Linked DNA regions of Homo sapiens: regions 2, 3 and 4 are each linked to region 1. Evidence: chromatin loops called from intact Hi-C (ENCODE). Cell type or tissue: GM12878. All regions are shown on one strand. Links, peaks and the distances in the headings refer to the core of each region. The heading gives the core; the rest is flanking DNA. Region 1 overlaps CREB5 (cAMP responsive element binding protein 5). Region 2 has its middle 100 kb from the start of TRIL. Region 3 overlaps CREB5 (cAMP responsive element binding protein 5). Region 4 overlaps CREB5 (cAMP responsive element binding protein 5).

What was found. Hi-C counts contacts between places; a loop is a spot of excess contacts. Peaks named below come from ENCODE experiments on the same cell type or tissue, not always from the same donor. Only the 100,000 strongest peaks of a DNase experiment are listed, where the experiment ranks them.
Region 2: a loop joins it to region 1, with 2.8 times the contacts of the local background. A loop is called at or near these places in 6 of 110 quality-filtered maps.
Region 3: a loop joins it to region 1, with 5 times the contacts of the local background. A loop is called at or near these places in 7 of 110 quality-filtered maps.
Region 4: a loop joins it to region 1, with 5 times the contacts of the local background. A loop is called at or near these places in 3 of 110 quality-filtered maps.

Annotation. Positions count from the first base shown.
Region 1 is chr7:28,537,409-28,543,445 of GRCh38, forward strand. The region is part of intron 4 of CREB5 (cAMP responsive element binding protein 5); the gene reads left to right. Among named protein-coding and RNA genes, the nearest start is that of CREB5, 130 kb to the left of the region's middle. In GM12878, for the core only: no CTCF peak of the experiment used is centred there; a DNase peak (open chromatin) is centred at 2,343; H3K27ac peaks cover 1,103 bases.
Region 2 is chr7:28,851,522-28,857,558 of GRCh38, forward strand. No RefSeq gene overlaps it. Among named protein-coding and RNA genes, the nearest start is that of TRIL, 100 kb to the right of the region's middle. RefSeq lists a silencer at 2,593-2,792. In GM12878, for the core only: a CTCF peak has its summit at 2,848 (motif pointing left); a DNase peak (open chromatin) is centred at 2,840; H3K4me3 peaks cover 723 bases; H3K27me3 peaks cover 248 bases.
Region 3 is chr7:28,618,729-28,624,765 of GRCh38, forward strand. The region is part of intron 5 of CREB5 (cAMP responsive element binding protein 5); the gene reads left to right. Among named protein-coding and RNA genes, the nearest start is that of CREB5, 210 kb to the left of the region's middle. In GM12878, for the core only: a CTCF peak has its summit at 5,348 (motif pointing left); a DNase peak (open chromatin) is centred at 2,863; H3K27ac peaks cover 1,479 bases.
Region 4 is chr7:28,440,823-28,446,859 of GRCh38, forward strand. The region is part of intron 1 of CREB5 (cAMP responsive element binding protein 5); the gene reads left to right. Among named protein-coding and RNA genes, the nearest start is that of CREB5, 31 kb to the left of the region's middle. RefSeq lists an enhancer at 5,860-6,019. In GM12878, for the core only: no CTCF peak of the experiment used is centred there; a DNase peak (open chromatin) is centred at 2,377.

The sequences.
Region 1 (6,037 bases), core at 288-5,287:
AATTATGTTGAGCATATGGCCATTTAAAATTATACTCTGAGACAGCTCACCTGATGCAAATGCCTCAGAAATGGACATGGAGGTGTACAAAGATGGGAGATGGCAGAGACAGCTGGGGTTACTGGATGGAGTTGAATCATAGCCTATTTACATGAATACAGGGGGAGTTAACAGAGGCAGAACTTGGGAGCTGCTTGACGTTCTGTGGGGAGTGAAAAGGAGGAGGCAGATTAAAGAAATGTGAATTTCCAACAGGGTATGCTTACAAATCCCCAAAATTCATAACCGATTTGTTCAAAGTAAAAAATAAGAACAGGAGTCTGTCATGAGAAAGGAGAACTTCATGTCAGTTTCAAGCCCTGCACATTGGAGTCAGTACATGCACATTCTTCTTTTTGGCATCCATTCTTTGTTTATATTTAGCAGATTTGAATACCGTTTGGGTTTCTACCCACATACATACTAGCCTTACTCTATCTTGATGTACAGGAAGGTTTAGACCTTTCACTAGTAATTCTCTGTAATCGAATGTGACCAAGTTCAAGGGAAACGTCAATTACAAAAACACTGGGGGAAAAAATCTGTATGTTGCCTCCATGGTTTCTTAACTATGGTTTTTGTTGTTGTTGTTGTTATCGTTTTGTTTTGTTTTTATTTTTGTTTGAGACAGAGTCTCCCTCTGTTGCCCAGGCTGGAGTGCAGTGGCGCGATCTCTGCTCACTGCAATCTCTGTCTCCCGGGTCCAAGTGATTCTCTCACCTCAGCCTCCCAAGTGGCTGGGATTACAGACACTCCCCACCACGCCCAGCTAATTTTTATGTTTTTAGTAGAGACAGAGTTTCGCCATGTTGGCCAGGCTGGTCTCGAACTCCTGACCTCAAGTGATCTGCCCGCTTCGGCCTCCCAAAGTGCTGGGATTACAGACGTGAGCCACCGTGCCTGGCCTCTTACTCCATTTCAACTAGACACATGGACTCTGTCTTGTGATGAAACCTTTATTCGCTTAAAGTCTTTATCTTTTGGTGGCATATGTAGCTATGTCCCCTATTTTATTCCTGATATAATATATGACTCTTCTCTTTTTTTCTTTCACGACGTTGCTAGGGGTTGATCAATTTTATTAGTGTTTTTAAAGAATCAAGCTTTGGCTTTGTCAGTTTTCTTTATTGTATATTTGTGTCTTAATTCATTGATTTCTACTTTTATTTTTTATAATTTCTACTTTCTCTGGGTGTAATTTGCCCTTCTTTTTGTAACTTCTTAAGATGGATACTTCGATCATTGATTTTCAGCCACTTTTCCTTTCTAATATGTGCATTTAAAGCTGTGCATTTCCTTCTAAGCACAACTTTAGCTGTATCCCACAAATTTGATATATTATGTTTTTATTATCATTCAGTTAAAATAGTGTCTGTTTTCACTGTGATTTCATCTTTAACCAATGAGTTATATAGAAGCATCTTGTTTCAAGTCCAAACATTTAGGTATTTTCTAGATATCTTTCTATTATTGATTCTAGCTTAATTCCATTGTGATCAGGAGAATGTATTTAGTATGATTTTAATTCTCTGCTGTTTGCTGAGACATACATTATGGCTTGAAACTAATAACCTGCTATGGTATTTTACTTTAATAGTTCGACATCTTTCTATACATCTACTGGAAAGTTATTGCATACATCACTGGAAAGTTGCTTAATCTCTACATGTCTCAGTTTTCTTTTGTGTACACTGGAGATAATAACAGTGTCTTCCTCAAAGAGGTCCTGTGACCATTCAATTTGGTAATTCTTTAAAGGTTTTCAGAATGGTACCTGGCACATAGTAAATACTCAGGAACTGTTAGCTGTTATTACTTAGTTGATTAAAATTATGACTGATTATCCTGCTGGATCAAATATAAACATCCACTGCCTGTCACCAGCCCACCTTGGCTGTCTGCTCTTACTTGCTGCTAAACTTTAAGGCCTATGTCTTAAATATCACTTAAGTATCACAGAATTTCCAAGACACTGTAAGTATTATTTTCTGTGTTTTACAAATAAGGGAATTTAGGCACAAAATCGGTAAAAGACTTGAATGAAAGCCTGTTTCTCAAGATATTAGCAACAGCCTGTTATCTGGTTCACATCTATATTCCTTGCTCATATTTTATTCTATACAAATAAAAGAAGTAATAGTTTTGCAATTAAGTGTTTTTGTGGTTGACATCATTTTCAGGTGTTGCCTTTGGACTCCTACAGCCTTCAGGCCATGGGAAGGTCTGCTCCCTAATCAGTAGGTTAGCCTAACCTCAGTCACTAAGTTTCAGTCTGAGTAAAGGCACAGTCCCTGAGGGCTGAACATATGTCAAGGTTCCCAGCCCTTAACATCCTCCAAAGACAAAACCTGCCTTCGTCACCTTGTGGGAACTCAACAAATGGTGGTTGATGAACCATCATGGTATCAGTTTTGAAAATAAGCACAGACATTTTTGGTAACCAGCCCACCATCGCCTAAGTTGTAAAGCAAGTGAAATCAACATTCTTTCTCATTCATTGGGCATAAATTGTTATGGCTGTTTCCAAGGATGCATGGTACACGTGTAATGTGGGGTCTTTCAGGGAAATTTGACATCAAGCCTAGAGTCTTGAGAGACTAGTTTATATTTTTAAGGAACGTTGAAGACTTTAGCATATTTTATAAAGGGCATTTCCAAAACCATACCAGTTTCTCAGCTTATTTTATAATATCGACCACCTGGTCTTTTGCTCAATGTGATTTCAAAGGGCCTAGTATAATTTTTCTGAGTATCCTAAATCTCCTTGGGTGCCCTGTAAATCCACAATTTGAAATTTATTCTTTTAACATGTCATCTTGATACTTTGTTTATTGGTTCTAATATACAATCCCTTGGGAAAAATAATATTAAGTCCCATTAATTGTTAATAGTGTGGGTGAATGAGTTTATTAGATTGGCTCCTAAGAACAAGTTTTGAGTTAGATTGAGGAGGGCAGGGTGGAAGGAGGAGATGATAGCTCTAATAGGCATCTATATTTGGAAGTGCTGGGTAAAAGAGCACAGTAGTCTGAGGCTGCACAAGGGATACGGGAGGAGGCTTCATGATTTCCCCTGGGCTGCCTCTGCCCACATCTTCTCACCACACATCCAAATGAATTCTTCTATACCATTCCATTAGGTAATTATTGTAAGCCTTTAGAAGTAACACCATTACTCTCATGTCACAAAATTCTGTGATTATATTAAAAATTGCTCTTTTTCTGTTCTGGCATATTTGTTTTCCTCCCTGGTCTTAGATAGCTTTTAGGGTTGGATTAGGTGTTGATGGAAAAGAAGAGTTGAGATCAGGAAAGTAAGGTGTGATTGTAAGAAGGTCAGAAAGGAGCTCTTGCAGTAAAAGACACCTAGGGCGCTTTCATCCCTGTTACCTCCTTCTGCCATGATACCCATGAGCATGTGGGAGAGCTTCTTTTCATGGACCCACATGGAGTCCACCTGCTGAATTAATTGATGCTCTTCATTCTCTCTTGAAAACATACCCACTGATACCCACGCCACCTTGAATGCTTGCAACCACCAGTCCTGTCCTGTGCTTACCAACATCAGACGTATTTCCAAACTGTCAATACTAGTTGTGTCTATTGCTGTAACTCAATAACTTAATTAAATAATGCGTAAATGAATAAAATATGAGCATGAAAAGAAAGACCTAATTTGATTGCTTGCAAAAACATGATACAGGAGAAACTCTTAGAAATGCTATTAAATTAAGTACGGATGAGAAGTATAAAAGCTTGTGAAAGTATTTAGGGAAATACACACAGGTTCTGCACTCTCACTGGTCTTTACGTTCTTGCTCTACTGTTAAAAATCTAAAACTAGAAGTCATCGACCATATATTAGGAGTGTGGCTTATGGAAGAAAGAATGCGCAGAACCCAGTCAGCAGACCCCACTCAGAGAAAAAACCTTTATCCTGGCCAGGTGCGGTGGCTCACACCTGTAATCCCAGCACTTTGGGAGACCGAGACAGGTGGATCACTTGAGGTTAGGAGTTCCAGACCAGCCTGGCCAACATGGCAAACCTTGTCTCTACTAAAAATACAAAAATTAGCTGGGCGTGGTGGCCGATACCTGTAATCCCAGCTACTTGGGAGGCTGAGGGAGGAGAATCACTTGAACCCGGGAGGCAGAGGTTGCAGTGAGCCAAGATCACACCATGCACTCCAGCAACAGAGTAAAACCCCATCACAAAAAACAAACAAACAAACAACAACAACAAAAAACAAAACCTTAGTCCTGTATCAAAAGATTGGCAGTCAGGTGCTTTTACACATTTCAAGTTAAAAAGATGTTGAAAATATACACCTGTCATGTTTATGGTGTTTCCCCTTTATTCAACTTTTTACTTAACCAGTTAACAACTTTGTCTCAATGGCTTCTACTGTGGTTGAAAAGGTCATTGTTGTTGTTCTTTATGCTCAATTCAAAGGTTAGGGCTATCCTGACCATTCTCTCTTGTTTCTATGGAGAATCTTATTGTGGATCCATGATTCTTAAATTCCTTAGTGTGTGACTTAAAGCTATTTATAGTTTTGGCTTATGTTATCAAATATGCTTGTTTGCCACTAAGCAAAGAAAATAAAAATGCAGCTGATGTCATCACAGTAGCCAACGTTTGACAAGGGCTTACTTTGTACCTGGACTCTGTACTAAGCATTAACTGATATTATTTTGTTTAATCTTCACAACTACCGAAGAGTAAGTTTCATTATTATTTCTGTTTTATGGGCAATTGAGGCACAGAAGGGCAAAGTAAGTTGCCTAAAGTAACACAGTTAGCAAGTAGTGAAGCCAGATTCCAAGCCAGACGGAATCCAGACCCTGTGCTCATAACCACTGTGCTATTTATTTTTAGATACCTTAAGTCGTTGTTCCTGCTTAATATGTTTATGACCCCTCTTCGGGGGGCAGGGGCAGAGGGAAACAAAGATTGATTACCTGCCAATGTTCCTTTATGTCTAGAAGGTGGTAAAACACTGGTTGTTTTGCACCGTCACTGTTATCTATGAACAACTCTGTTAAATCTTGTAAGAGACAGAGTGGAAAATGTAACACTTAGCACCTCAGACCAATCATCAGTAATGCAGAGGGACGTGAGTGCACGGGTGTGTGTGTGAGTGTGTGTGTGACCCTCTCTCTGCTGCTCACCAAGAAGAAACTGGTATTTTAGTGCCCTTTTGTGCCACTGTGCTTTTAACTGCTGTTAAGATAAGGAGTAATGTCCCTCCAGCTGTACATAATAGTGTTGTAATTCCATCAAGGGGCTTTGATAACTTCATAAACCCTGACAGAAAAGCTTGAGTGGATTTTCATGTCACCATAACACCAAGATGGAATTACAGCCTTAATTTACTGGGTGTACATTTTGGGAGGTACATTACTTAATGTTAAATCTTGTTAAAAACAAATCAGCTGATGCCATCTGGCTGTTCCCGTTCCACAGTGGTCTCCAAGCTGCACCCTGATTTTGGGTCTTTGTTCTCCGTCACCCTGCTTTTCCTGATTTTTATTTTCCTCATCATCATAATTGCCCTGATCATCATCATCATGCATACCTTATACTCATATAACTTTTTTTTTAAGTTTACAGAGTGTTTTTCATACATGATCCTATGAGCCTCAATACTTGCTTTTCTCTCTCCTCTTGAACATCTGAAATTTAGTTATTTGTGTTATATGGAACAAATGTCTGTTGGCCATTTTTTAAGAATAAAAGCAATGTGTGCACACTGAAAACTTTCAGACAGTGCAGGAAGGCATAAAATGAAAAGTAAAGTTTCCTTTCCTTCTGCCTTCCAAAGTGCTTCCCCCACAGGTGATCCTTGTTAATGGTTTCTTTCATATCATTCCAAAAAATGTATTCATATACTAAAACTTATAGCATTCCACAAAAAATATTATGCATTTATGTTTGCCTGCCTAGCCATTTGTCTATCCACTTCTCCTTTTTGATTTATGCAAATGAGATTGTTTGC
Region 2 (6,037 bases), core at 332-5,331, 310 kb after region 1:
TTTCCATGCAATAGGTGAAGTCAGACGTTTGTCATTTGAGACACAGAACCCTGACTTGTTACTTCATGACACAGCCGGTGGTTTAACTACTCCCATCTTGATTCCAGATTTAAACACATAGTTGAAAAGAAATGTAGCCCTTCCTGAATTGGAGAATCATAAATGGGAAAAGGGGAACCAAAGTTCCCTTTTAAACCTGCATCTTTGCTTTTGTTGTTAACTAATAAAGTCTGTAGTTGATAGCTAAGCACTGAATGAAAATTAATTGTTAAATTCTGAGAATTGAACCTTCTTGTATTTTAATTTTGTTCAAACGTATTTTTTTCTTTTTCTTTTTTTTGTAAAAAAAAGAAAAAGCACAAACTTTCTTCTGCCTGCAACATTTCAGTAGGGTAAAACATCCTTTCTTTGTATTTGAATTCACTTTTTTGATGCAAGAAGAAAGGGAAAGATCTTGATGCAGGAAAATGGCATTGGCTCACAGATGCTATCTGCCATGCTTTTGTGCAGCTTACTTTATAACATACATGGGGCAGGATTTCTAGACTCTACCTTTCCTCACCTAATAATTCACCCTTTCAGTCCCTGTGCACATATTTATCAAGGTTGGGAACTTTTTTTCCGATTATTTAAAAGTCGTCATTGCAGTTACTTCCTCTGAAACAGACCACCTCTTTCATTAGGAATATTTATGGGAAATAATATATTTGTACAGTTGAAAGTATCACCTGTTTTGCTAAGTCAGTTCTTGTCTGAACTCAAATATGCTGTTAGAGGGTTTACTCAACAACACTCACTAATGGAAAGCACTAATCAAAACTTTTCTACAGCAGTAAATTTTTATATTCTTTAACCACTGGATTCCAATTAAATGTATTCAATATAGCAAGCTTTGATTAAACAAATTTTTAAAAAGAGATTATGTATACAGCCCTGTGGAAAACAAGGCAGGTTAGGTATGCAGGCACTTGTATATTCTTAATAGAAGTCTTTACCTGAAGGTAAAACCCAATAAAGTGTACCCTATAATGTGCTAGAGACCCTATGTTGATTTACCTGTGTTACATCGTCAGCAGAAATCAACTTTACCAGGTACACACCATGCTTATATATTTAATGCATATAAAAATGCATATAAAAGATCCTTTTTTCTTTATATAAAGAATTACTGAATTTCATTAGGCCACATTTTTCTCTAAAAAAGTTCTTTGTTAACCATGGGATAACTGATTGCAAATAAAGGAAGTTACGGCACTGTGCCGATGTTTATAAAGGGAGGGAAAATCCTTAATGTGAGCCTACAATTTCGATGAAAAAGAAAAACCATCATAAATACAAGAGCTGGCCTTACTCTAACATACATTAGCAAGATCTTTCAAAGGATCTCCCTGCTTTCACTGACATATAAGTATTTTCCTAAATGACTCAAAAAAAAGACGTTAGGATACTTAATTGAAGTCTATAAGGAGAGGTCTGGGAATAGGAGGATGAAAATCATTTGGTTTTTGTTTTGAAAAAACAAAAAAAAAATCCATTTTTCCTCATCTGAGGATATTTAAACACAACATCTCTATACATTTTCCATAAAAATATCACAGACCTTTCATATGTCAGATTCCCCTCCCCCACTATAAGTTTCAGGATTAGTTGCAGCCTTAGAAAAATATTTAATTCTCTTTGCTCTGTGACTTGGCTTAATGAATCTAGGTTGAGTTTCTTTAGGAAATATAAGAAGCCTCTTGACAACTGAGAAGCCTCCCAGACACTCATTTCTGTCAGAGTTTTCCAAAACCACACGAATAAGCTGTGGCCAGGGAGGTGCCTACATCCGACAAGAAAAGAAGAACACGGGCTTCCTTCCCTGACCTCTGCTATGTTTGAGTGAGAAATGTGTTTATTGCTCAGTCTCACTGAGTGTTTAACTGTTCCAGTTGTGCAAATTATGAGCACTTTCAGTGAAAATTATGAGCGCAGAAGCCTTTCTTTATTATTTCCAACTGTCTGATCTGTTTTGTCCTTGTTCACCACCACCTTTGAGAATTGCAAAAAAAAAAAAAAAAACTATGCCAGTTATTTTTGTAATACTACCATTGCATTAAAACCTTTAACCATAAAGTCCTCTAGTGATTTTTCTTTCCCTCAAAATTTGTATTGCTTTTAAAAAGCATTGCATTAAGATTCTGAACGTTTAACGGAGAGAAGGGTGACATTAGTACACATCCTTTTTAAACTCCTGATTGAAACAAAACAAAAACTACGCAAAAGACCTGCTTCTTTGCCTTGGGCCCTGACTTTTTAGGGGGCAGGGTCTTCTGCGAGGGGCGGTTAAGTGGCAGGGAAGCGCAGATCCCGCTGCACGCCGCAGCAGCCCGGGTGTGGAGCGCGCAGAGGGGGCACCTCGGCTGAGTTTCGGGCACGCTGCGCACCCACGGGAGGATTTCAGGGAGGCGGTGGCCAAGTCGGGGAGCGCATGCCGGGGCCGTACTCCCTCCTGGGACAGCGAGCCTTCCGAAAGTCCGAGCCCCAAGAAAAGTTGACCCTGGGTCTGAGAGTAAGAGGGAGGAGCCGAGAGCATGGACTAGAGAGGCACGGAGCCTCCCGGGCCCTGAGGCTGCCGCCTCCCTCCGCAGCAGCCACCTCCTCCCGCCCTTTACAAAGACAAGCTCCTTGCTCCCAGGAGTCGGCCTGCCCATCCCTGAAATGTGCACGTGAAGGAGGTAGCCTTGGTAGCCAGGGAAGGTGCGGTGCCCGTGCCGGGGCCGCGGGGCGTGCGGGAGTCCTGGGCGTCGCCGCACCTGCCGGTCTCCTCTGGGAGTCCTGGGCCGAATCCTCAGTTCGGGCGCCCTCTGGCGCCGCCGTGGGGAAATCATCCGGCGCCAGGCGCCATGCCGCACAACACTGTGGAGCAGCCCTGCCGGCGGGGTGGGTGCCTCCTATCTAAGGCACTGGACCAGGGGCTCTGCCAGCAAACATGGTTCTTCCATCAGCGTGTCGGGGTTGCAGAACCTCAGGGCATGGTTTCCCTCGGCAAGGTGTTAGACGCCAATTATCTTCCCCCGACAGACTTCTGTGAGACTTCAAAGGGAAGAGAAAGGAGGATCCCAAGACTTCCAACTCCCTCTTCCTCCCTCCCTACACACGCGCGCACGCGTAAACACACCCACATGCACACAAACACACACACCCTATTCTTTACCTATCCACAGGATCTCTAACATTATTCTTAACCCCATGTGATGGCTTTTTTGATATGTCAACTTGACTAAGCTAAAGTTCCCATTGATTCACCAGACACTAATCTAGCTGTTACTGTGAAAGGGTTTGATGATGTCATTCAAGTCATTAATCAGTTCACTTTTAAGTAAGGGAGGTTATACTGGATAACTTGGGTGGGCCTGGCCTAATCAGTCGGAAGCCCTCAAAGCACAGCCAAGACTCCCCAGAGAGAGACAGAGACCGAGACAGAGAGGAGGTCACATCCATGAACAACAGCGCAGCCATGCCCAGAGCTCCATTCTGCTTTTTAGCTTCCCCTCCTGACTCCCTGTCCTGTGGACTTTGGATGTGCTTAGGCAGCTCCCACAACACCATAAGCCAATTTTTTTTTTTTTTTTTTTTTTTTTTTTTTTTTGAGATGGAGTCTTGCTCTGTCACCCAGGCTGGAGTGCAATGGCACGATCTTGGCTCACTGCAAGCTCCGCCTCCCAGGTTCACGCCATTCTCCTGCCTCAGCCTCCCGAGTAGCTGGGACTACAGGCGCCTGCCACCACGCCCGGCTATTTTTTTTGTATTTTTAGTAGAGACGGGGTTTCACCGTGTTAGCCAGGATGGTCTCGATCTCCTGACCTCATGATCCACCCCCCTCGGCCTCCCAAAGTGCTGGCATTACAGGCGTGAGCCACCGCGCCCGGCCAGCATAAGCCAATTCCTAGTAAGACATCTCTGAATGGATATATTGGTTCTGTGTCTGAGGTTGAACACTAGCTGGTACAACCCACACAATCCAAATCAGAAAAAGTATGAAGGAAATTCAGAGTGCCAGAAGATGCCACCTCATCCCTCCTATCTGTCAGTCAGTATTCTCTGAATGTCTAGCAGTGGCAGGCACAAGACACTGTACTCTGGAGATACCTCCAAGGACAGAGCACACTGGGTTTCTTCTTCGATTTGGGCTTCAGTGCCTGCTGCTAAGTTAGATGGGTGAATAAGAGAGGCAGTGGCTATAAAGGTTAGTGAAGCTCTCTCTCTCTCTCTCTCTCCCTCTGACACACACACACACCCCTCCATGTGACAACTTTGGAGTTTTTAAACCTAGACCAGAAACCAGCTTTAATTAATGGTTTGTTGTGGGTACTTGTGGCATGCTTGGAGCTACACAAAAATACAGTAGGAGGAGGACGCCTGTGAGGAGAAGCAGACAGCAGTCTTTGCCTTGCGGGCCCTCTATCTATCACCACTAAAGGTAAAATGCTGTTTATCCATTGCCAAACCTCCTGAGTCATCCACCCCCACAGTGCATTTTCTTTGCACTTACTGTTTCTATGCATGGCAAAGGGGTGACACACTGATAATGGATCAGAGCAGTAAAATGTTGGCAAAGACTCAACAGGCTGGGAAGAGGAAGCCTCCTCTCTAGATTGATCCAGGGCTACTGGTCCTAGACCAAATTGGAATGTCCAATAAAGACCGCATTCCTTCTCTAACATCTACCCCTTCCCTGAGCATCAAGGCCTGTTCCAGGATGGCAGTAACCCTGTGTAATTCAATCCAACAAATGTTTAATGAACACCTACCATGCTACAAGTCCACCCTCTACAATCTGGTGTCCTGAAATGGCTTTTGTAATTATCATTGGCCTGCAAATGGCTTGCTATATTAAGTGGATAACTTTCATGGATATTCTGTTGGCTTCTCCATGAATTTTTACCTCTTGGGCTATTTTCTCCTGGAGATTCACACCGTCCCTTGGGCTCAGTCACAACTCTGTCTGGATTTTATCTCCTGTTTGTCTTGTTTGTTTCTTTTCAGCCCTCTTTAGAAGGATTTCCTTCTCACCCCCACTCCTCCAGATTTTAAAGTAGGTGTGTTCAAGGCTCTGTATTGGCCACCTTCCTGACCCTATTCCTATCTATTCTCCCTCCTCGAGAGATGAACAGACCTCTGCTGACCTCCAAGTCCTTATCTCTAGCGTGGACCTCTCTCCTGAATCCATTATTCTCTCTGTGTGGACACTTGGGCATACCATAAGAACCACGAATGTAACACTTTGTTAAGGAACCTCATCGTCTTCTTTCTCTTGCCTCTAACCTCTTAATCATCTGGAAAACACGAGCTGAATTAACAATGCCAGAAACTGCATTCTCCCAAGAGCTCATGACAGAAATTTCAGAGGCATTCCAGATTTCCTCTTGCTTAGCTCTCACATCCAACTAGAACCCAAGATGTAAGGGTTCTCTGAAGAGTACCTCTAGTCCCTGCTCCTCCCTCTGATCCCCACATGGGTTTAGGCCTTCACAAATCTTTTCTTGGGGCAAATGGTCTTCTGTTGATCTCTCTGCCTCCATATCGCTATTCTCTCTCATTCATCTTCCTAAAATGCAAATCCCCCCGTGATATCTCCCTACTTTAAAAGAAATGTCAATGACAAAAATTCCTTAAGACTGAATAGTATTCCATTATATATGTACACCATATTTTCTGTCATTTGCAACAGCATGGATGAACCTGGAGGACATTATGCTAAGTGAAATAAGCCAGGTGCAAAAACACAAATACTGCAAAATCTCACTTATACGTACAATCTAAAAATGTTGAACTCACAAAAGTAGAAAGTAGAACGGTGGTTGTCAGAGACTGGGTGTGGGGGTGGAGAAGGAAGGGGAAGATGATAGTCAAAAGGTACAAAGTCCAGTTAGACAGGAGAAATAAGCTCTGGTGATCTATTGCACAGCATGGTGACTATAGCTCACAATAATGTATTGCACATTTCAAAATTGCTAAAAAATTGAAGTAGATTTTAAATGTTCTTGCCACAAAG
Region 3 (6,037 bases), core at 608-5,607, 82 kb after region 1:
CCCTGGCTAGACAACACCCCCAACCCCTTGATTCCTGGATAACAAGCTACCAATGGAGTCAGGCTAGCAATCTGAATATAAATGACTTACTTTCTCGATTTAATGAGAAAGAATAAATTACTTGCAATAGGAGGTTAGGTATGGTTCTGACATTGCAATATTCTCTTCAAGTTAACAGCAGGCATTTGTTACATGCTCAGAGAATTTTATGATTTATAAAGAACTTTCCAAAACAGAATATAATTTGATTCTTGTTAGAGGCTCTATCATTCTCACTTTATAGATAAAGAAATTGAGGAATTCGTTGGTTAAGAAAATAAAAATAGCCACTCTCATTGGGCACATGGCCAAGTCCTGTTCTAAACACTTTAGATTTAACTCATTTAAGCCTTTAAATCATCTTATGAGGCAGATATCATCATTATTGTCCCCATTTTGCTGCTGAAGAAAGCAGGCATGGAGAAGTTATGAACTTGCTCAAAGGCCTGCAGCTAGTAAACAGTAGAGGTGGGGTTTGAACTCAGCCATCGTGGCTCCAAGGTTACACTAGATGGCCTATAGCTTGGATCTGGAAGAGAAGATCTTTCCAAATCTGCCATTCATCCAACAAAGCAGACACCTGGATCTCACAGGGAATGTTCCTCACTGGCAAATGTTTCTGCTGGACAAATGTCTTCTCTTTTATTGGCCTGTTATAACTAGAGTGGACTTTGAGAGCGCTAAAAAGAGAACATTGTTTGCTGCCTGTTTATTTTTCCGTCATTCTACACTGAGACAGGCACCATCCTCTTCAGTGAGAAAACCACACAAATAAACCCCCTTCTTGAGCTAGGCATGGTGGCTCATGCCTGTATTCCCAGCTACTTCAGAGACTGGAGGATCACTTGAGGCCAGGAGTTTGAGACCAGCTTGGGCAACATAGCAAGACCCTCATCTCTAAAATAAATGTGTCATGTACATAAAACTATCATTCATGAAATAAAATAAGCCCACCTCTGTTACTCCAGGATGACGATGAAGGAAACCCTGAGAATCAAGAGGGCATTTCCAAGTCTTGTGGGGAGCAGAGGCTCATAGGAAATAGCACTGAACACAGAGCCAGACAACCTGGATGTTGGTCATGTGCCAAAGGTGAGATCTTAGGTTAGTTGTATTTTCTGAGCCTCGGGTGTATTAAGGAAGAGGCAGAGCCTCTTCTGCCCATTTTCTGTTATAAAAAATATGTGAAAATTATTTGAAATACTATACATTACATGCCATACTTTTAAAAATGAAATTTGATGGGTTTCTAAGCCTCTGCAGAATTTGGGCATCATTTTAATAAAATAGACTTGATGAAGTGAAGCTTCTCAAAATAATAATTTTTAAAACGGTACAATTTTAACTGGGGATATATTTAATCTGTATAGATAAGGGAAACAATTTTTGCAGTCGTCTCATAGATTCTTCTAGAAAAACTCAGAACAAACCAAACTTTTTAGAATTTATTTCACTTTGTTCTTGTTTTATTATTATTATTTTTAAAGAGGCAGGGTCTCACTATGTTACCCAGGCTGGTCCTTTAATTTCTTCCATATGGAAGTCCTTTTATTTCTTCTATAACTAAATCCATTTGGAAGAGGGGGGTGCCACTCATACCTAGTGTCTCAGTGAACAGTGCTAAAAGGGAATTCTGTGATTAAAGAATCATAGAGCTTCTTTTCCCTGTGAAAGCACACCCTCTAAGGCTGTGTCTCAGCATCTCCAGATCTTCACGCTCTGGTGCCTAATAAAAGATCATCGTTATCTCTGGAGGGAATTCTCTCAGGTAGTGAAGGTAGGCAGAAGGTAAGTTTCTAGATACAAATTATATTTGGCCTCGTGGAGATACTAGGAACTGTATATCCAGGAAATGCCTATTCCCTCCTCTTTTCCATAACTGGCCTCAGGCTCGCCCCATTTTAACCCTCTCATTGACATCCAGAGCCGCTACGGTCAAAGAGGAGGCGGCCACGAATTGACCTGAATTCAGTAATAAGCCTATCTAGTCAACCACTTCAGAGTCAGGAGTTGTCTATACAGATAGCCAAGTCTTCCTAGAAATACTGTTACCAAAGAGAGAATCAAATGGAAAAAAGACACAGTCTGTGATCCAGTCGGTATTAAAGAATAAAGGAATACTTGCTGGAATTAACATTTCGCAAACCCAATAAGAAGTCCCTAAAATTAATTTTACCTAAATCCCAGCCCCAAATTTGGAATTGAATGCTAATCCAAAAAGTTATGTTAAATCTCTACTTCCAAAATAATTTTAGAATGATGTGGCCATTTCCACAGGCCTAATATGGCAGCATCTCCCAAGGGCCATCAGAACCAAGTGGCCTTGGAATTGTGCAGTGAGACGAGGACAGCCCCTTGAGACATCCAGATTAGAATCAGTCATAAGGTCCAATCTAGTCTTGGCTGGCCTTGGGGATTCGGGGTTGGGGGGTGGGGGTCACAGGGCATCCACATCTCTGGTAGCATAATTCTTGCCAGGTCAGGTGGTGTGTAAAAAATTATAGGCATGCAGGGTCACTGGAAAATGTTGAGAGCCAGAAAGTTTGGGTTATGATAGTTATGAACAAGGGAAAGTATTTACAATACCCCTTTTGCCCCAAAATAGATTTTAAACACTATACAAGCACAATGGAATGTGTTCATTCATTTCTAACCGGATTGTCTTCTACTCTCATGTTTAGGTCATAGCTATTTCTAGGCTTTCATGTGACAAGACCTTCACAGACTAAATTCAGTGGTGTCACCTTCTGAACAAAGTGGCCACATGCGCTGTGGTTTTCCCTTGTTTATTTTGTCTTGTTTTGTTTTACACAGCCAGTATCACTAGCCTCCTGATCAAGGTTAGTAGATAGAATTCAACCCCGTTCATTTAAAAGAGTGATAAATTTATGCCAGCCCATGATCTCACTCCCCTGAGTAGCAGAATGTGTCTGTGGTGCGCTGTGAAGTCAACCTTCCGGACACAAGTGTTCTGTGTGACCCTGAAACTACACCTGAAAGACAGGATGATGTCGTCATACCAAGCAAGCATTCTGACTGCAACTTAAAGTATTAAGGACAACATATATCCAGAGGTGAAAAGAAAATGAAAATGGCTGATTTATTGTTTTAATTGAGGAAGAGCCTGTAATCCAAATAAACTATGTTGATGGAAAAGACTCACCCAAACGCCAAGGTGAAATTTCCTAATACTTCTGCCAATTTGTTAGCGAATAGATGATGAGGAAGTCTCAGGTGGATTCTACTTGTACAAGGCCAAAAAAGATCTTATTACCAGGGTGGAGGTCAATGATTAACACTGTGATATGAAGTCATATTTCTTGTAAAGCAGCTCTTTGCAGTGTGCCAGGTTTGAGATAGTGTGCACACAATGTGACTACTCAACAATTAACGTGTTTTCCTGTGAGCGAAACTTGGTGAGGAGGGTGGCACATTTCTCTTTCCGCAATGTGAATTCTTACACATATACACACATTCTCTCTCTCTCTCTCTCACACACACACACACACACACACACACACACACACTCCCCACACCCTTCAATCATATATCCCCTTAGAGATGTTCATTACATCAGCCATGCAGAAGGAGAAAGAAAACCCTTACCCACCTGTAGCCACCAGACATGCCCTCTATAAGGCAGCTATTTACAAGACTATGAAGACATGCTCTAGAAATGAAGGGACATGCAAAGGCGTAGAAAGAACAAAAAGAAAATTACACCATTCTATAACTGCCAGGGCTGAGAAGAACAGAATATTAGCTGACATTTCTTAAAATTGTGTTCTGTGTACTGAGTACTTTATATGCTTTATCTTGTTTAATCCTTACATCAACCTCTTGAGGTACAGATTATATTTATTACTGTTTTAGAGATGAAGAAACTGAGGCTCAGAGATGTTCAATGACTTATTTATGGGCACACAAGCCATTCTAAATCACCATGGAATGCAAGTTAAAATATTCCCACCAGCTGGGTGTGGTGGCTCATGCCTGTAATCCTAGAACTTTGGGAGGCCGAGGCAAAAGGATCACTTCAGCCCATGGTTTCAAGACCAGCCTGGGTAACATAGTGAGACCCCCATCTCTATTTTTGAAAATAATAATAATTTTAAAAATACTCCCACCTTCTTCTGGTTTTTTTCTTTTTGAGACAGAGTCTTGGAGTGCACTGGTGCAATCTCAGCTCACTGCAACCCCCGTCTCCCGGGTTCAAGGGATTCACCTGCCTCAGCCTCCAGAGTAGCTGGGATTACAGGCACCCACCACCATGCCCGGCTAATTTTTGTAGTTTTAGTAGAGACAGGGTTTCACCATGTTGACCAGGCTGGTCTTGAACTCCTGACCTCAGGTGATCCAGCTGCCTCAGCCTCCCAAAGTGCTGGAATTACAGGCATGAGCCACTGCACCTGTCCCCATCTACTTCTTTATAGGAGGATGCATGGAATGGCAACTTATCACTGCGTCCAGCCCATAGGAATACAGGCATACCTAGAATACGTTCTGAGCATGCACACATAGATGTACCATGTACAGTCAAGCTAATCTTCCTGTTACCAAAAGTTTTGTCCTTGTGATTGCCTCTAGGCATATTCTAATATTTTTAGCCAGAGTCATCATAAAAAAGAGTCTTTATATGTCAAAATAGCTTTATAGATCAAACTGCATGATCTGAAATGCCGCTTCTCTGTTTGCGAGGGTTAAATGGTTGTCTCAGGCCAGAGTTTAGTTCATATTCTATAAATGGCTCTTACTCCTTGATCTGACTCACTGTATGTATTACAGCAAAGTCACTTACAGATCAAGATTTATTTTTAGAATCTTAAAGAAACAGATTCTACAGGGAGTGTTTGTGTCTGACCACAGACTAATTTGAGTGAAAACATATCTCAGTGAGGAACTTTCTTTCCATTTGATTCCCCTGCCCGTGGCTTAATGATAAGTCTCTTCATGTCATGTTAAATGGTTTTGAATTATTTAACAGCAGAATGACAGAATTTTATGCCAACATCATACATAGCAGAGGAGTTTTGTGGTATGCAAGTAAGAGAATCTTTTTGATTTTGAATAAAATAATGCATCAGAAAACTATGCAGAATATTAACGTTCATAAAGATGGGGGGAGATTGTATAGTCTACTTTGCCACTTTGTAACAGAGATTTTCTCTAAGATCAAAACCCAGGGATATGATAAGAACAATGATGATGGTGATGATGATGGTGGTGATGACAACTTCCTCCATTATCACCTTTAGCAGAGATTCTGGATTCATCCCTTAAATAAATATGACATGCTGCCCTCTACAGGTATTCAACCTAAACCAGATAGTCTGAAGCCGTTACAAATAGATAAAGCACTCTGAAATACACAGACCAATAAGTAAGTGCAAATGAAATATTGAGGCCAATTAAATAAGGAAATCCTTTAGACTCTGCACGTCTAATTTGCGTGAATTCTAAAGCCAAAGAAGAATCAAGCGTTTACTATTTCATTTTAATGTTCTCTTCCAAGTTTTTGAGTGCGTATACTTGAGCCTATCTATGTCAGAAGCAGGGAAGAACAGTTGGGAATTTGTGAACTCATTTTCTGTTTACTCTTGAAAAAGTTAATTGCCCTTTGGTTTGGCTAAGACCTATTTGATAACAGATGCTTAATGAATGATTAATAAGTAATAATGCGTGTGGAAATCCCAAGTTTGTTTGCAATTTAAAAAAGTTGAATTTCATACCATAGGTAGCCAACATTTTTAAAGATTAACAGGCTGTGTACAAAAAGAGGGTCTATCTGGCTCCTTCTTTAAGCCTCCACTTCTGCCTCACCCCAGTAAATCCTCTTGTTACTTTGGTGTCTAAGTTGAACATTTTTCTCAAATTGTACTTCGTTTTTCCTTGTTCCGCCAACAGACGTGAAAAAAAAAAAAAAAAACAATCTTGAAGAACTGATTTCTTATGCCTGCCTCCTACCCTGAGTTTACTCGCTGAACTTCTGTTAATTGTA
Region 4 (6,037 bases), core at 477-5,476, 96 kb before region 1:
TTCTTTTCTTTTTGGCAAGAAAGGAAATATTTGGCAGACTGTTATTGGGGAGGTCCAAGGAGATTGGCCACGGCCATCAGAAGAGGGCACGCTGAGGTTGGGTGCATTGGGATATATAATGACTTTTGTAAATGTTTTGGTTTCAATAAAATCCCAAATGTATTTTATCAATGCATTTTTCCCCTTAATTTTTAGACCCTTGTGTATTTCAAGGGAAATTTAATTCATATGGTTTTGATTCATTTATACTTAACTCATCAAAATGTTGTTTTCTAAGAGTTATTTGATGTCCAAGAAGACTTCGGAGCTTGATTTAAATACCTTCCAGTGTGCTTTCCCCCTCCCTTTTAAAAATAGAAAGCCATCTACTCTTGGCAAAACCTAAATGCACACACTCTAAAAGTTTGCATTTGGTTGAAAGCTCCAAGCCCATGAGGCTGTCGAGCTGGGCCAAATGCATTCTCCAGCTCCTGGTAATGTGTGAGCCTGTTACTCAAAAGCACAGAGAGATCTTTACCACTTGATAATCTCTGGTGGCTCTCCACATGGAAAGAAACTCTAAAATATAAAATGTCTGCCATTTGCTACATCTTTGATCTTGGAAAAGCCACTTAACCTCCCTTCACTTCAGCTTCCCATCAGTAAAGTCGGGCTAATATTTATTTTGCCTACCTCCCAGAATGATTGAGAGGATTAAAGAAGCTAATATAAAAGTCCAAAGATACCAAAAGCATCACATCTCTTTTCTTGATGTTATTGTTCTTTGAAAAAAATAATAAATACTCAGCCTTTAGTGAATATTTGGTATGTGGCAGGTACTATGTTTGACTTTTTGTAAGTTACCATCATGTTTAATCCTCATAGCACCAGGTGAACTGGAGCTACTTTTAATCTCCACATTTTGGAAGATAAAACCTCTGTGTCATTTGCTCAAAGTCTTATAGTTTATGGGTAGAAAAGCTGGAATATAAGTCAAGCTCTTTATGGTTTTTAAAAACTTTTTTAAATTTTAAAATAATTATACATACAGGATACAGAGTGATATTTTGTATCACATGTATACAACATAATGATAAAATCAGGGTAACTTGATCACCACAAACATTTATCATTTCTCTGTGTTGTAAGTATTCGAATGCCCTCTTCTAGCTTTTTGAAAATGTACAATAAATTACAGTTAACCATATTCACCCTATAGTGCCGTGGAACACCAGAACTTATTCCTCCTAACTCTTTGTTAACCCACCTCTCCCACTGTCCTCTCCTCATCCCCTTCCCAGCCTCTAATACTCACAATTCTACTCTCTACTTCCATGAGATTAAACAAAATTTTTTTCCTTAGCTCCCACATATGAGTGAGAACATACAGTATTTATCTTCCTGTGCCTGACTTATTTTGTTTAGCATAATGTCCCCCGGGCTTATCCATGTTCTGTGAATGACAGGATTTCATTCTTTTTTATGACTGAATAGTATTCCAGTGTGTATATATGCCACATTTTCTTCATCCGTTCATCTGTTGATGGACATATAGGTTGATTCTATATCTTAGCTATCGTGAATAGTGCTGCAGCAAACATGGGGGTGCAGGTGTCCCTTTGGTATACTGATTTCCTTTCCTTTTGATATGTTTCTCAAAATCCTCCAGCAGTGGAATTGATGGATTATATGGTAGTTTTTTTTGTTTGTTTTTTGAGAAACTTTCATACTGTTTTCTATAATGGCTGTACTAATTCACATTCCCATCAATAGTGTATAAGAGTTCCCTTTTCCCGCATCCACACTGTCAGCATGTGTTAACTTTTTGTCTTTTCGATAATAGCCATTCTAACTGGGGTGAGATGATATCTCGTTGTGGTTTTGATTTGCATTTTCCTTTATGAGTTTTAACCACTAAGTTGTATAGTAAATGGTTAAAGTCACATTAATCACTGTAATGTTGTGACTCAATATCAGAGTTTATCTTGAGTCAGTATCACTCATCATTGAGTCTCTTAATATTGTTAAGATCACTTAGTCACATTTTCTATTACATTCTCTTTTTGAATAATTAGGGTAAATGCATATGTAAAATATGTCATTCAAATATACAGACATTCAAAGATCATTCCTTACGTAGGACAGTAATAGAAGCTAATTTTAATTGAACACCTACTTTGGACCAGACACTGCAGAGCTCTCTATATGCCTTATTTCGTTTAATCTTCAGAACAACTCTATAAGGTAAAGTCAAGAACTGTGAAGAGCTGAGATTTCCCCCTACTTGCAACCTAATTAGTCTACTAGTTTCATGGATGCTGGCAGTAGCTATGAGACTCCTGGGTCAGACACAAAGTTCTTTATTACTCATGGCCAGCAAGCAGCATCAGCCTCATGTTCATATCACTTCCTCTTGTTCCTAGCTCCTATGAGAGTGATGTGGAGTGACCCAGGTGGCTGCTGAACATGCAGGGAGTTTACATTATGGCTGAAGAACTCTGGGCTTAGAAATCTCATTCTCTTTTAATGTTGGGGGAAGCAGCCTTGCCTGACCTTTGCTCCCAAGGGAGATATCTTTATTACACTGGACAGTAAGCAAACCTGCCATCTGCTCCAGAGGGACACACTAAGTCTGTCTTCTAACTCTGCTGTGCAAACATATTTGAAAAAATTCCAGAACCAAGGCCATCTGTACCTCTGCTGCTAGGACATACATAGTCCATAGAGGACTGTCTCCCAACACTTAGTCGCTCTATTTTACAGGCAGGAAAACTGGATTTAGAGAGGTGGAATCATTCATTCATTCCAGAAATATGTATTGAATACCTGTATGTGTTAAGGTTCCTTAGCTAAAAATTGGAGGAGGGGGAGTCAACACAGGCTCTAGGCCACTAACTTGTCCCCTTACCCACTTAACCCCTCTCCTCCTCAGCCACTGTCTCATCTTGCCTCCCCACCTTATGGCTAATTATATAAAATGATAATTCACTTACGATGATGATGACTCTTTGGGACACATGTTTCTCCTGCCATCAAATTCTTCCTCTGCAGCTTGACCCAGCCCCAGATACCCAAATGCCATAGGTCATTTACCTGAGATGTGGAAGCGGTATTGGTAGATCCTGATACAAGTCAGAATGGTGTTTTGAGGTGGAATTTAGTAGCACATAGAAGACAGTGGTGCTAGGTGATTTGAAAGTTAGATTAAACATAAAAAATTTTGTAATGGAAAACTTAGTTTTGTAAGATGGAATTAATTTGGTGTCTTTACAAAACTCAGAAGGTTCCTTTTCCCTGTTGCCCCTCCATCAATTAATCAGCACCGTTTTATGCTTGTATAAAAGTGCAAACCATTAAATGCTTTATAAAGATTTTGATAGTGTTCATGCTAGTTTGTGGGAGTCCCCTTGCCATGTGCCTGAATTGATCTGGCATAAAATATTAAATGACTATGAATTTGGAATCTGGGGGAGAAACATAAGGTCTTGGCAACAGAAGATTGGACGCATCTTTTCCCAACAAAGAGGTCTCCTGCGGCCCACAGGAAGGAATCTCAGGCTGCAAATTATCTCCTTTCTCAACATGGCCCAACTCAGGAAGCTAGTTTGCCAGGTTCCTGAGAAAATAATAAAGATGGACATGGAGTGATGAAGAGGTTGGTGGCTGGAATACCTACCTTTGAACTGTCGTGGGGAAACAAAGTGAAAATTAGCTGGTCAATCATTGTTCCTTTCAACCAAGTCACAGCAGGGGAAAGACTCTTCCACTGGCCTCTCCACCAGAGGAGAAGCTGTGTTTTAAAAAATAGGAAGAAAAGAAGCCTGACTTGGTGCTTATTTAGCCCTGCCACTGTGTTCATGGATTAGTATAGCACAGTGAGAATTTCTCTCCTGCTGGTCTGCCCCTGTCGGCACCTGAAGCTATTGGCTCTGTTTTCTGGGCTCATTTCAATTCCCCCTGATGCCAGAGAAAATCCAATTAGTGAAGAATTTGAAAGAAAGAATTCTAGAGGAAACTCTATCACCCTGAAACCATAGCAGAGTGGGGATGTGATGACTCTTGTGGGGTCATAAATGTCATGAGTTTCTTCCTAATCTTAAATGGTAATCCAGAAAGTAAGTTTACTGATATTGTTTGGCTGTGTCCCCACCCAAATCTCATCTTGAGTTGTAGCTCCCATAATCCCCATATGTGGTGGGAGGGAGCTGGTAGGGGGTAATTGAATCATGAGGTTGGGCGTTTCCCATGCTGTTCTTGTGATAGTGAATAAGTCTCACGAGAACTGATGGTTTTACAAAAGGGCAGTTCCCCTGCACATACTCTCTTGTAAGACGTTCCTTTGCTCCTCCTTCACTTTCTGCCATGATTGTAAAGCCTCCCCAGCCACGTGGAACTGCGAGTCAATTAAACCTGTTTTTCTTTATAAATTACTCAGTCTCAGGTATGTCTTTATTAGCAGTGTGAGAACCGACTAATACATTTATACTCAGACTTTCTTTGATGGAGCCAGCCTCCTTGAAAGCAGTTATTTTTAGATGTTCCAACAGCCATCTATCTTACAAAAGGATTTTCTCTTCAGATAGGCTCTGCCTATCAGGTTCTACAGTAGGCTGCAGAAAGAGGAAATTACTTTGTTTTTGCACTTTAACAGCAAAGTCAAGTGGAGGAAGAAACTAAGAATCCTTGGACCTTGGAGCAGGGTTTTACTGAAGAGTGAAAGTGGGTCCCGGGAGCCAATATTCTTCTTTTTCTTTTTTTTTTTTTATTTGAGACGGAATCTCGCTCTGTTGCCCAGGCTGGAGTGCAGTGGCGCGATCTCGGCTCACTGCAAGCTCCGCCTCCCAGGTTCACGCCATTCTCCTGCCTCAGCCTCCCGAGTAGCTGGGACTACAGGCGCCCGCCACCACGCCTGGCTAATTTTTTGTATTTTTAGTTGAGATGGGGTTTCACTGTGTTAGCCAGGATGATCTCGATCTTCTGACCTCATGATCCGCCTGCCTCAGCCTCCCAAAGTGCTGGGATTACAGGCGTGAGCCACTGCGCCCGGCCTATTCTTCTAACATACTTGAGAGGGTGAGGGAATGATTGCAGCTTTGCTGAGGGTATCCAAGGCCTGTTCATGGTAGAAGCAAAACAACCTCAACAAACAAAACCAAACAAACCCAACAAAGAATGTGAATGTTACTTTCTTAATTTTCTGATTCTGTCCCTATTCCCTGAAGGAAGCCCTTGGACCAGCTGGAGCACCTTTCCTGAAGTCAACTATACCAGACACCAGAAAATACACGTGACTCCAAGGGAATCTTCAGGCAGACCATCGTCCCCTCCCACTTTATTCCCTTCGACAGTCTGCCCACTGTTTCCTTGTTGTTTTTGGTTGGTCTGTTTGTTTTGGGTCCCCCCAGCCGCCCCTCCCCTCCCCCACACTCATCTCCTGCCTCCCCAGCTCCAGGAAGCTATACACAAACTGGAGCATTTGGAGCTAACTTGGTGGGATGATGTGGCTTCTGGCAGCTCCCACAATATGACACCAGTGAAAATACAAACCAAATGTTCCTTGTGTTCTAGGGTGTGAAGTCTTCATCGCCCTTTTCTTTGAGAGCAGAGAGCACAAAAGAACTAGACATTTGGTGGTTTCTGTCCTGGCTCTGCCTTTTAATAGCTGGGTGACATCTCTGAATCCAATTCTTTATAAAATAATAATTGTAGGTCCGGGCGTGGTGGCTCACACCTGTAATCCCAGCACTTTGAGAGGCTGAGGTGGGCAGATCACGAAGTCAGGAGATCAAGGCCATCCTAGCTAACACGGTGAAATCCCATCTCCACTGAAAATACAAAAAATTAGCTGGGCGTGGTGGTGGGTGCCTGTAGGCCCAGCTACTTGGGAGGCTGAGGCAGGAGACTGGCGTGAACCCGGGAGGTGGAGATTGCAGTGAGCCGAGATCACGCCACTGCACTCCAGCCTGGGCAACAGAGTGAGACTCTGTCTCAAAACAAAACAAAACAAAACAAAAGTAAAAGAATAATTGTCTTACCCACTTTATACAGGTGGTGTCGG